Regions from separate parts of the Mus musculus genome. Here region 1 is linked to region 2. The links are chromatin loops, found by intact Hi-C in ENCODE. Cell type or tissue: heart. All regions are shown on one strand. Links, peaks and the distances in the headings refer to the core of each region. The heading gives the core; the rest is flanking DNA.

Region 1 (5,451 bases), core at 1,591-4,090, 87 kb before region 2:
AAAATGGGGCGTGCGCTAAACATAATCAAAATTATTATACACATGAATAAAATTATCATATTTTAAAACCATACACACAAGGTAGATAGCTCCTGAAGAAGAACAAGAGGGTTGTCTTCTGGGCTCTATGTGTATACACGTACATACACACACACAGACCAAATCATCACCAATGAATGGGCTACCACAAGCCAAGCACTGTGTAAACACTGCACATAAAAGCTCCCACACTTGTAGACCTTCCACAGCTATGGAAAAGACAGTGACAAAAATCACAACCACACAACTATAAAGCCAATGCAGCAATTTAATAGCCATAAACCCAATGCCATAAGCACAATCCTCTGCTTTGCAAAGTGCCTGGCAAACTGAAGCCTCCTAAACAGTATTAGCAGTGTCTGGGTTTCAAGGCTGTGAGTACTCTACTCAGTAAGGAACCTATTGTGTCTGTAACTCAGGACTGACACAAAGGGCAGAAGAGGGATAACACAATTACACTTCACGGTAACACTAGGGTAACGATGACAGGTGAGCACATTGTGAATATGCTTAATGCCACTTAAGATGACCAACCTGGCAAGCTTTATGATATATATTTACCATAAGTGAAAATGTAAGGCTTTATACATTTAATCACCCAAAACTTACACAAGTATTTCCAAGTCTCCAGTGACAGCGTGCAGGCAGAGAGAAGCCATCAACAGAGATGGCAACAGAAACATGAAATGGTTTGGCTTTGGTTCTTATATCAGCTGTACACTTCGCACTGACTGATCACCTCTCAGAGCACAGCACAGGAGGGAGGGAGGCACAATCTTAGGAACTGGCTTTACTGCAGATGCATGGATCCCATTGTGTTTAGGTTCCAGTCCTTTGTCTTATCACCGCTCAGTTGCCAAACCTTTGCCATCCTCTTCCAGTCTGCATAACTAGACCTCCTGCTGTCAGCACCCTGGTTCTCAGTAAACATGCATACATTTTCTCAAGTTCCTCCCCAGATCCCAAGTAGATAGTCCCTCCTGCAAATACCCAGATGGATTCTGGACTCCCAGATCTCAAACCCAACTACAGGAGCCTCACAAACCGTATTCTATTAATTACCCTCATGATAACTTCACTTTCTTCCTCTCTACAGGTTCCTTCTCTTTGTGCGTGTGAATTATTTTTTGTTTGTTTTCTGTTATTTACATACAGAGTCTTGCTATGTAGCCTTGAACTTTCAATCCTCCTGACTCAACTTCCCAAGTTGTTTGGATTACAGGCCTATATCACCAATCCCAGATGTTGGGTCTTTTTTAATTGTTTCTAGTTTTTGCCTCTCATAAATAGTGCTGCTACGAACATTGGTCTTTAAGTCTCTGGGTGGACATGTTTTTGTTTTATTTTGTATTTATCAATATTTTAAATTCCATAAGACAGTAATACTGTATTTTTTTTTATCTATTAAACAAAACTGAGTTCCAGGTCTGTAAGAGCCACAGGATGAGATGCTGTCTCTAAAACAAAACAAGACAAGACGTGTGGTCTGCAGCCTGCACCTTGAAGGCAGCTCTGTTCCGCCTACACTAACTAAGTCTCTGAACTTGGATGGATAGAGTGCCCTTCTAGCATGCACTCCATAGTTTTCAGAGTAAAGGAATGACTGTGCTATGAGGCAGGAAGGGAAAGGCTTCTAGTCACTTACTATTAGAGTTAGAGAAATTGATCAATTCTGACAGCTTTACTAACTCACTGACTTGCTTTCCAAAAAAAAAATTAAGGATATTTCCAGGTCAGCGGAGTAAGCATCCCAAGATTAGTGGCCAATGGTTAGTTTATCCTCTCAAGTGACCATGAATAATGGGGATTACATTGCTTTGACATTTTTGCATTATCCACTCTCAGTTGCCACCATACATCCAAAGCCATCATGATGAATTAAGAGGAAAAGGACAGCTTAATTTGATTAAGGATAACTTTTTACCATTTTATTTTTTGCAAAATTAGTCTGTGTTTTAAATGCCTCAGCATTTGTTTCCCAATCAAAGATGTAAAAAAAATTTTAATTCTACCACATAACAAATTAATTATGATAGCATTCTCATAAGGAGTGCCTAACCTCGCTCATCTTAACCCCTGAACTTTGCTATCTCCTTGTGAAAAAAAAGTCCACAGCCCTTCTGTTTCTCAAACTCTTCAGAAGAAAAATATCTCAACTGTCTTTCCCCATTCCCCAGTTTCCATAAGCATCTGCCTTTATACCTGCTAATCAGAAAACCACATCTTAGTTCCTCCCAACACACATAGCAGCTGAGGAAAATAAAAACGCTGGCATGGGCCACTATTTGCCTTCAGGCAGACTTTGTAACTGATAGAAAATGATGCTAAAAGATGAAACAGTTACTGAAGGGAAAGGGGCGTCATCGCTTACAAAATGGAGCCGGGGCAAATTGGGGAGATGGTTTTGTGTGTAATGCCAAACCTGGCGACCTGAGTTTGGTTCCTGGAATCCCCATGGTGGAAGGAAAGAAGCAATCTCGACAAGATGTCCTCTGACCTCCACATGCACAAGGTGGCATGTGCACACCTACACATATACACAAAAAGGATAAATTTAATTAAAAAAAAAAAAAAGTAAATCCTATGGTTGCACAACTTGCATTTCCCTCCCATCCACCCCCTGCTCTGACTGGTTCTTCCTCCAGGGTCACTGCACTTCTAGCACCTTCGGTTCAGCCTCAGTCACAAGAGAACAACCTAGGACCTGCGTCCAAGAGATTACAACACAGCACAAGTCAACACTCGTCGTCATCCAATGACAGGCGCCAGGCTGGCGTGCTCAGTAGCAGAAGTGGTGGACGTATCTTCGAACATCTCCAAGGGCTGAGTCTATATCTGTTCCCCTCCCTGCTCACTGTCTGACAGGAAACTAAGTAAAAAGTTACTTGTATGTAGCCAAGTAACCAGTTATTATCTCAACCGGAACTGCTCCACTCTCAGCCAATGAGTGCCACAAGGGTATGTCTTCTGCTGGTCAGATTTCAGTGTCTGCATGTGCAGAAACGAATTGTGTTGGGTTTTTTTTTGTTTGTTTGTTTGTTTGTTTGGGGAGGGTGTTTGATTTTTTTTTTTGTTTTTGTTTTGGTTTTGGTTTTGTTTTCTTAAGACAGGAGCACTCCTGTGTCTGTCTAGAACAGAATTCCTGACTCCTGTTGTGCTATGCTCTGTGGAAGATACACACTCTTCCCAAAGCTCTCTGCTGGCCTCAGCTTTACTCTCCAGTGTGAAAGGTGCATTCCCAGCCATCTTGGGTTTCTGTTGTAGTTTTGAGACACTACAAATTTATGATGCCCTTGCTCACAATTCTCCCGTCTCAGCCTCAGGGATTTAGGAAAACAGGCTTAAGCAACCATGCCCAGCCTCATTTATCTATGGCACCACCTCCTTATATCCATCTCTCTGCTCTTTAACAGTGTTCTATATGACAAAAACTCACCAGGGTTGGTGGCACAAAAAAGAGAGGCAGAGACAGGCAGATCTCTGGGAGTTCAAGTCCAGCCTGGTCTACGAAACAAGTTCTAGGACAGCTAGGGCTGTTAACGCAGAGAAACTCTGTCCCAAAAAACAAACAAAACAAAACAAAACAAGTCGAGCCAGCCTTTCCCTGGTAACTGCTCCCCTCAGCCCCCGGTACCCTTGGTCCTGCTAATGGCTGACATAATCTAGGAATCCCAGTATAGAATAAAACTATGGTACTCTGTTCAAAAATTACTCAGACACATTTCTCTTTTAAAAAAAAATGTTTTTGAAACAGGGTCTCACTATATAGATCAGGCTGCCCTTAACCTCACAGCAATCAAATAGTTTCTACTTCCCAAGTACTGGGATTATAGATATCCACTACCATGGCTGACTAAATGTTTTAAAGACATATACATAACGGGCTAGAGAGATGGTTCAGTGGCTAACAGCAACTATTGCAGAAGACCTGAGTTCAGTCCCCAGCAGCCATGCTGGGTGGCGTCCAGCTGCCTATAACTTTAGCTCTAAGAGCATCCTATGCCTTTGACCTCAAACATGACCTGTACTTACATGTACACAAACAGTTAAAAAAAAATACAATCTCACCGGGCATGGTGGCGCGCGCCTTTAATCCCAGCACTCGGGAGGCAGAGGCAGGCGGATTTCTGAGTTCGAGGCCAGCCTGGTCTACAGAGTGAGTTCCAGGACAGCCAGAGCTATACAGAGAAACCCTGTCTAGAAAAAAAAAAAAAAATACAATCTCAAAAAAAGTCTCAGGCTGACGAGATGGCTCAGCGGGTAAAAGCACTGACTGCTCTTCCAAAGGTCCTGAGTTCAAATCCCAGCATCCACATGGTGGCTCACAACCACCCATAAAGAAATCTGATGCCCTCTTCTGGTGCATCTGAAGACAGCTACAGCGTACTTATGTAATAAATCTTTGAGCCGGAGCAAGCAGGGACTGAGTGAGCAGGGTTGACCAGAGTGAGCGGGGACAACCGGAACAAGCAGAGGTCCTAAAATTTAATTCCCAACAACTACATGAAGGCTCACAACCATCTGTTCAGCTACAGTGTACTCGCATACATTAAATAAATAAATCTTTAAAAAAAATAGTCTCATGCACAGAAATGTTAGATTTTATAGCACTGGACAGTGGCCATAGCTGTTGAAAAGGTATGATCTAGAGGCCACCAAACTACAGCCTAAACTCCCAGACTGGTTTGGCTTTACGTTTGAGTTGGTTTGGAGTAGGTAGTAAATGTTTTTTTGTTTATGGTACAGAAATTAAATACCAGGGCCTCACAAGTGTTCTACCAAGAAGCTACATCCCCGGCCCAACATTCTATATAAGTAAGTTTGAGGTTTTATATAATATTTTTATTCTTTGGTTATTTCCTACATGCACACAATGAATTAAAACTTTAACTGTGTTTGTGTGTGTGTGTATGTGTGAGAGAGACAGAGAGAGAGAGAGAGAGAGAGAGAGAATATGAGTATGTGCGTATGAGTGTGCATATGAATGAATGTGTATGGGAGTGTGTGTATGAATGTGTGTGTGTGTGTGTATGTGTGTGGATGAGTGTGTGTGAGAGACAGAGTGTATGTGAATGAGTGTGAATGTGTGTCTGAGTGTGTGTATGAATGTGTCTGAGTGTGTGTGTGTGAGAGAGAGACAGTGTATGTGTGTGTGAATGAGTGTGTGTGTCTGAATGTGAGTGTGTATCTGAGTATGTATATTAATGTGTGAGTGTGTATATGAATGAATGTGAATGTGAGTGTATGTGTGTGAATGAGTGTGTGTGTATGAGTGTATGTGTATGAATGTGTGTGTGTGTGTATGTGTGTGGATGAGTGTGTGTGAGAGACAGTGTATGTGAATGAGTGTGAATGTGTGTGAATGTGTGTCTGAGTGTGTGTATGAATGTGTATGAGTGTGTGTGTGTGTGA
Region 2 (5,451 bases), core at 1,648-4,147:
GGTGGAATCACCTTGCCTGACCTAAAGCTGTACTACAGAGCAATTGTGATTAAAAACTACATGGTACTGCTATAGCGACAGACAGGTAGACGAATGGAATAGAATTGAAGACCCAGAAATGAACCCACATGTCGCTTCTGTCTCCGAACCAGCAGAAAAGAGCGACTACACAGGGTTCTTCTCAAAGCAGTTTATTCAGGAACCTTTTAACATGCAAGCAGGAATCTCTCCTAGCCCCCAATCGCAATCCCTTATACAACCCCTCAACCACGCCCCATCAGCCCAGTCCGCGTAATCTCAGTTCATTAGCCTTCGTCAAATGGCCTGATCTTTTGTCATGGTGCGCCTTCGCAGCTCTCACGATGGACGTGGATTATTTTCCGGTGTATGAGGAAGTCAGGTGCAAGTCATAAGACTTGGCTGCAGTCTCGAGCGCCATCTTGGGACTACCGCCACACCCGCTCCCTACACCCACACACCTATGGTCACTTGATCTTTGACAAGGGAGCTAAAACCATCCAGTGGAAAAAAGACAGCATTTTCAACAAATAGTGCTGGCAGAACTGGTGGTTATCATGTAGAAGAATGCGAATTGATCCATTCTTATCTCCTTGTACTAAGGTCAAGTCTAAGTGGATCAAGGAACTCCACATAAAACCAGAGACACTGAAACTTACAGAAGAGAAGTGGGGAAAAGCTTCGAAGATATGGGCACAGGGGAAAAATTTCTGAATAGAACAGCAAAGGCTTGTGCTGCAAGATCGAGAATTGACATTGGGACCTCATAAAATTGCACAGCTTCTGTAAGGCAAAAGACACTGTCTATAAGACAAAAAGGCCACCAACAGATTGGGAAAGGATCTTTACCTATCCTAAATCAGATAGGGGACTAATATCCAATATATATATAAAGAACTCAAGATGGGCTCCAGAAAACCAAATAACCCCATTAAAAAATAGGGCACAGAGCTAAACAAAGAATTCCCAACTGAGGAATATCGAATGGCTGAGAAGCACCTGAAAAAATGTTCAACATCCTTAATCATCAGGGAAATGCAAATCAAAACAATCCTGAGATTCCACCTCACACCAGTCAGAGTGGCTAAGATCAAAAATTCATATGACAGCAGATGCTGGCAAGGATGTGGAGAAAGGGGAACACTCCTCCATTGTTGGTGTGATTGCAAGCTTGTACAACCACTCTGGAGATCAGTCTGGCAGTTCCTCAGAAAATTGGACATAGTACTACTGGAGGATCCCACAATACCTCTCCTGGCCATATATCCAGAAGATGTTTCAACAGGTAATAAGAACACATGCTCCACTATGTTCATAGCAGCCTTATTTATAATAGCCAGAAGTTGGAAAGAACCCAGATTTCCCTCAACAGAGGAATGAATACAGAAAATGTGGTACATTTATACAATGGAGTACTACTCAGCTCTTAAAAACAATGAATTTATGAAATTCCAAGGCAAATGGATAGACCTGGAGGGCATCATCCTAAGTGAGGTAACCCAATCACAAAAGAACTCACATGAGATGTACTCACTGATTAGTGGATATTAATCCAGAAACTTAGAATACCCAAGATACAATTTGCAAAACACATGAAACTCAAAAAGAACAAAGACCAAAGTGTGGACACTTTGCCTCTTCTTAGAATTGGGAACAAAACACCCATAGAAGGAGTTACAGAGACAAAGTTTGGAGCTGAGACAAAAGGATGGATGATCCAGAGAGTGCCCCACCCGGGGATCCATCCCATAATCAGCCGCCAAACACAGACACTTTTGCATACACCAGCAAGATTTTGCTGAAAGGACCCTGATATCGCTGTCTCTTGTGAGGCTACGCCAGTGCCTGGCAAACACAGAAGTGGATGCTCACAGTCAGCTATTGGATGGAACACAGGGCCCCCAGTGGAGGAGCTAAGAAAGTACCTAAGGAGCTGAAGGGGTCTGCAACCCTATAGGTGGAACAACAATATGAACTAACCAGTACCCCCAGAGCTTGTGTCTCTAGCTGCATATGTAGTCGGCTATCATTGGGAAGAGAGGCCCCTTGGTGTTGCAAACTTTATATGCCTCAGTACAGGGGATCAGTACAGGGGAAACACCAGGACCAAGAAGTGGGAGTGGGAGTGGGTGGGGGGGTGGGGGGGTATAGGGGACTTTCAGGATAGCATTTGAAATGTAAATGAAGTAAATATCTAATAAAAAATTGGGAAAGAAAGACAGACAGACAGACTTATTTATTTTATGTATAAGAGTGCACTGTAGCTGTCTTTAGACACACCAGAAGAGGTCATCAGATCCCATTACAGATGGTTGTGAGTCACCATGTGATTGCTGGGAATTGAACTCAGGACCTCTGGAAGAGCAGTCAGTGGTCTTTAGCACTGAGCCATCTCTCTAGCCCTCCTTATGAACTTTTGAAGTCTTCATCTGTCACTCCATCTTGGAGTTCAACAGTTGAAGGGTTTTCTAAAAGTTTTCAAAAACTAGAAGCTACTCTTTATACGCTTGGATGGGAAGGTCATTTGGACTTGAGGGTTCTTGCCTTTCGTGTGGTTTAGGTTGGCGTTGAGCCTGTATTCAGTACCCATGGCCACCAGAGCCGTCACTTTCTGGGTACAGGGGACCTCTACTGGCCATACTTAGCTTTGCAGTCTGTGGGCTGGGCAAGTTTTTCTCTGTAGAGAAATACTCCAGTGTACACCCCCTGGTGGCTATTGTGGTAGCTGGAGGTGTCTCCCGAGGGCATTGTGGGTGTGGGATGTAAAGGCTGTACTGTGCTCTGTACTTGACTTCCATCTTTCAGACCACTTGTATGTTCACCACCCTGCTGGAGGGATGCAGCTGGGGTCCGCACAGACAGACAGACAGACAGACCTCTGGGCCTTCAGTTTCCAGGCTCTCCTCAGATAGTGGCTTCAGAGTTATCTACCAGCTGACCTCCTCCGGCTCAGGACGCTCAAGCTCCAGCTCCGGGTTGGTCTCAGCAGGTGAAGCCTGCTCAGTTACTGAGGGTGGGGGGCCCTTTTCCTGGAGCTTGACCGCCTGAGTTCAACCTCCTGCCACACCCACTTATCAACCAGTCCGAGCTCCAGCCCCTTCTGCCTGCTCCCTAGACAGGTTCTAGTCCCATAGCTGCGGCAGAATAAACTGGCTTTACTTGTTTCTTGTTCTCAGGCACACAAGGTAGCTCCGTTTCAAACAGTGGCTCTCTCTCCAGTCGGTACATTTCCCAATCCTTGTAAGCCATACAAAGTGATACAAAGGATGCTTCTCCGCTGCTGTTCTGTGCCTCTGTGTTTATTACAGTCTTCAGCTGGATATGAGGCTTTGTGAGGCTGTGCACTCGTCGTGAGGGTAGGGTAGCTAGTCTCTTAACCAGGGCCACCCGGCTTACGTTTCAGATGTAACCCATTTAGGGCTACGTACTGCGGGACTAAGACTTGCCTTCTTTTCCATACAGCATGCATCTTTTTCTCAGCTCTTTCAGGTATCCTATCAATACCTTCAAGGATTTCTGAAGCTTGCTCTCCCATCCTTTTAGATTTATTTATTTTTACTTCAAGTGAGTGAGCGTTTTGCCCGTGGGGAGCCAGAAAGGGCACCGGATCTCCAGGAACTAGAATTAGTTGTATGCTGGGCATTGAACCCCGGGGACTCTAGAAGACAGCCAGTGATCTTAACAATCAAGCCATCTTTCCAGTATCCACCTTAGTTTTGTTCGGTTTTGCTTTTTGTTTGTTTATTTATTTGTTTTGTTTTTAATTTTTCCAGACAGTCCTGGAACTGGCTCTGCAGACCAGGATGGCCTAGAACTCCGCTAATCCTTAGATCCTTCAAGTATCTGAAAATATGACCTCCCTGCCAGGTCTGGGTAACATACTCACCATTGCTAACTGTATCTTTCCCAAGCTTCCATGAGCTATATAGATAGTTTGGCAAAAACTCTGAGTTCTAGGCTTTTGCCTCCCAACGGATGTAATTAAAGGCACAATTCAACACAGCCCCGCTCATTTTTCCTTTTTTATTGTGGCTCATATTCAGTGGGTCTCACAGAGACACATTCCAGTCTGCCATCCTAGCTGGAAGCTTCTGTAACTTTAAATTTTATTATACATTATATATAAAATGTATATATTTATAAAATATTTATTTATAAATATATAAATTATAAAATATATAATATATGATATGTTTGAATTTATATTTATAAAACATTATATTTTAAATTTATGTCTATATAATATATGTATATTATATATATATTTATTTATATTTTAAAATTATAGTTCTAGCAACGATGAGACAATAAAAATTATTGTTCACTTTACTGATTATGGCTAGGAACCCTGGACCCTGACCAAACAGGCACATTTAAGAAAGTGTATTTGCTAAGCTATCTATAGCTCGTGAAGCTTGGAAACAATACAACTAACAATGGTGATTATGTTACCAAGACCTGGCAGGGAGGTCATATTTTCAGATACAACCAGACTACTTGAAGGAAGTAAGGTTTGGCTTTACAATGCTAAGAATCGACCTTTGAGAGGATCAAAAGCAGTTTTTAGTTACCCTGAACCAAAACCCTAGCAGCCAGTCCAGAAAACAGCTTAGAAAGTCCCGTACCTGGATGTGTGAGAGCCAAAGGCCTTTTTGGAAACTCTTGGAATGCAGTCACCATGGAGACAAAGGAGGCTAGCACACTATGTGAGGACTACCCTGGTTGAGCACACAGTAAGACCTGTCTCTAATAGGTGAGGACACACATCAACCTAGGACAAGAGAAAGCAAGGAGACCCAGAGCAGGAATAGAAACACTATTTTTTGGAAAGTGTATCTACTTGGTTAACAAAATTCACAACTTCCAGTTTGGGCTGCTACCTTTGGCCACCGCATGACTAGGCCCTTTAAAGTAATATAAGTAGCTAGGCCTAGTGGCACAAGCCTTTAATCCCAGCTAATAACTCAGGAGGTAGAGGCAGATGGATGTCCATGAGTTTGAGGCCAGCCTGGTCTAAGGAGTGAATTCTAGGACAGCCAGACCATTACAGAGAAACCCTGTCTCAAACAAAACAAAATCTCTGTTAATAAACATTCTCCATGGAAGATATACAAATGGTTAATAAGCACATGAAATAAAAATTAACATCACTAGTCATCAGAGGAATAAAAACCCAAACCACAGTGAGCCATTAACACCTGTTAGGTTAATACAGCAAATGGGCAGGTTAGACCCTCATGCTTGGTTGGAAGAATCTCGTGTAGTGCAGTCACCGTAGAAAACTCTCTCACTGTTGCTCAACAAGCCAGACACAGAGATGTCATATAACACAGACATCATACTCCCTTGTGTAGACCCCAAAGAATTAAAACTCATCACACAGCTGGGTGTGGTGGCGCACACCTTTAATCCCAGCACTCGGGAGGCAGAAGC

Evidence for each region. Hi-C counts contacts between places; a loop is a spot of excess contacts. Peaks named below come from ENCODE experiments on the same cell type or tissue, not always from the same donor. Only the 100,000 strongest peaks of a DNase experiment are listed, where the experiment ranks them.
Region 1: a loop joins it to region 2, with 3 times the contacts of the local background. A loop is called at or near these places in 6 of 42 quality-filtered maps.

The regions. Positions count from the first base shown.
Region 1 is chr10:40,122,558-40,128,008 of GRCm38, forward strand. The region is part of intron 1 of Slc16a10 (solute carrier family 16 (monocarboxylic acid transporters), member 10); the gene reads right to left. Among named protein-coding and RNA genes, the nearest start is that of Gm25613, 16 kb to the left of the region's middle. In heart, for the core only: no CTCF peak of the experiment used is centred there; a DNase peak (open chromatin) is centred at 2,764.
Region 2 is chr10:40,209,947-40,215,397 of GRCm38, forward strand. No RefSeq gene overlaps it. Among named protein-coding and RNA genes, the nearest start is that of Rpf2, 34 kb to the right of the region's middle. In heart, for the core only: a CTCF peak has its summit at 2,692 (motif pointing left); a DNase peak (open chromatin) is centred at 2,675; H3K4me3 peaks cover 434 bases.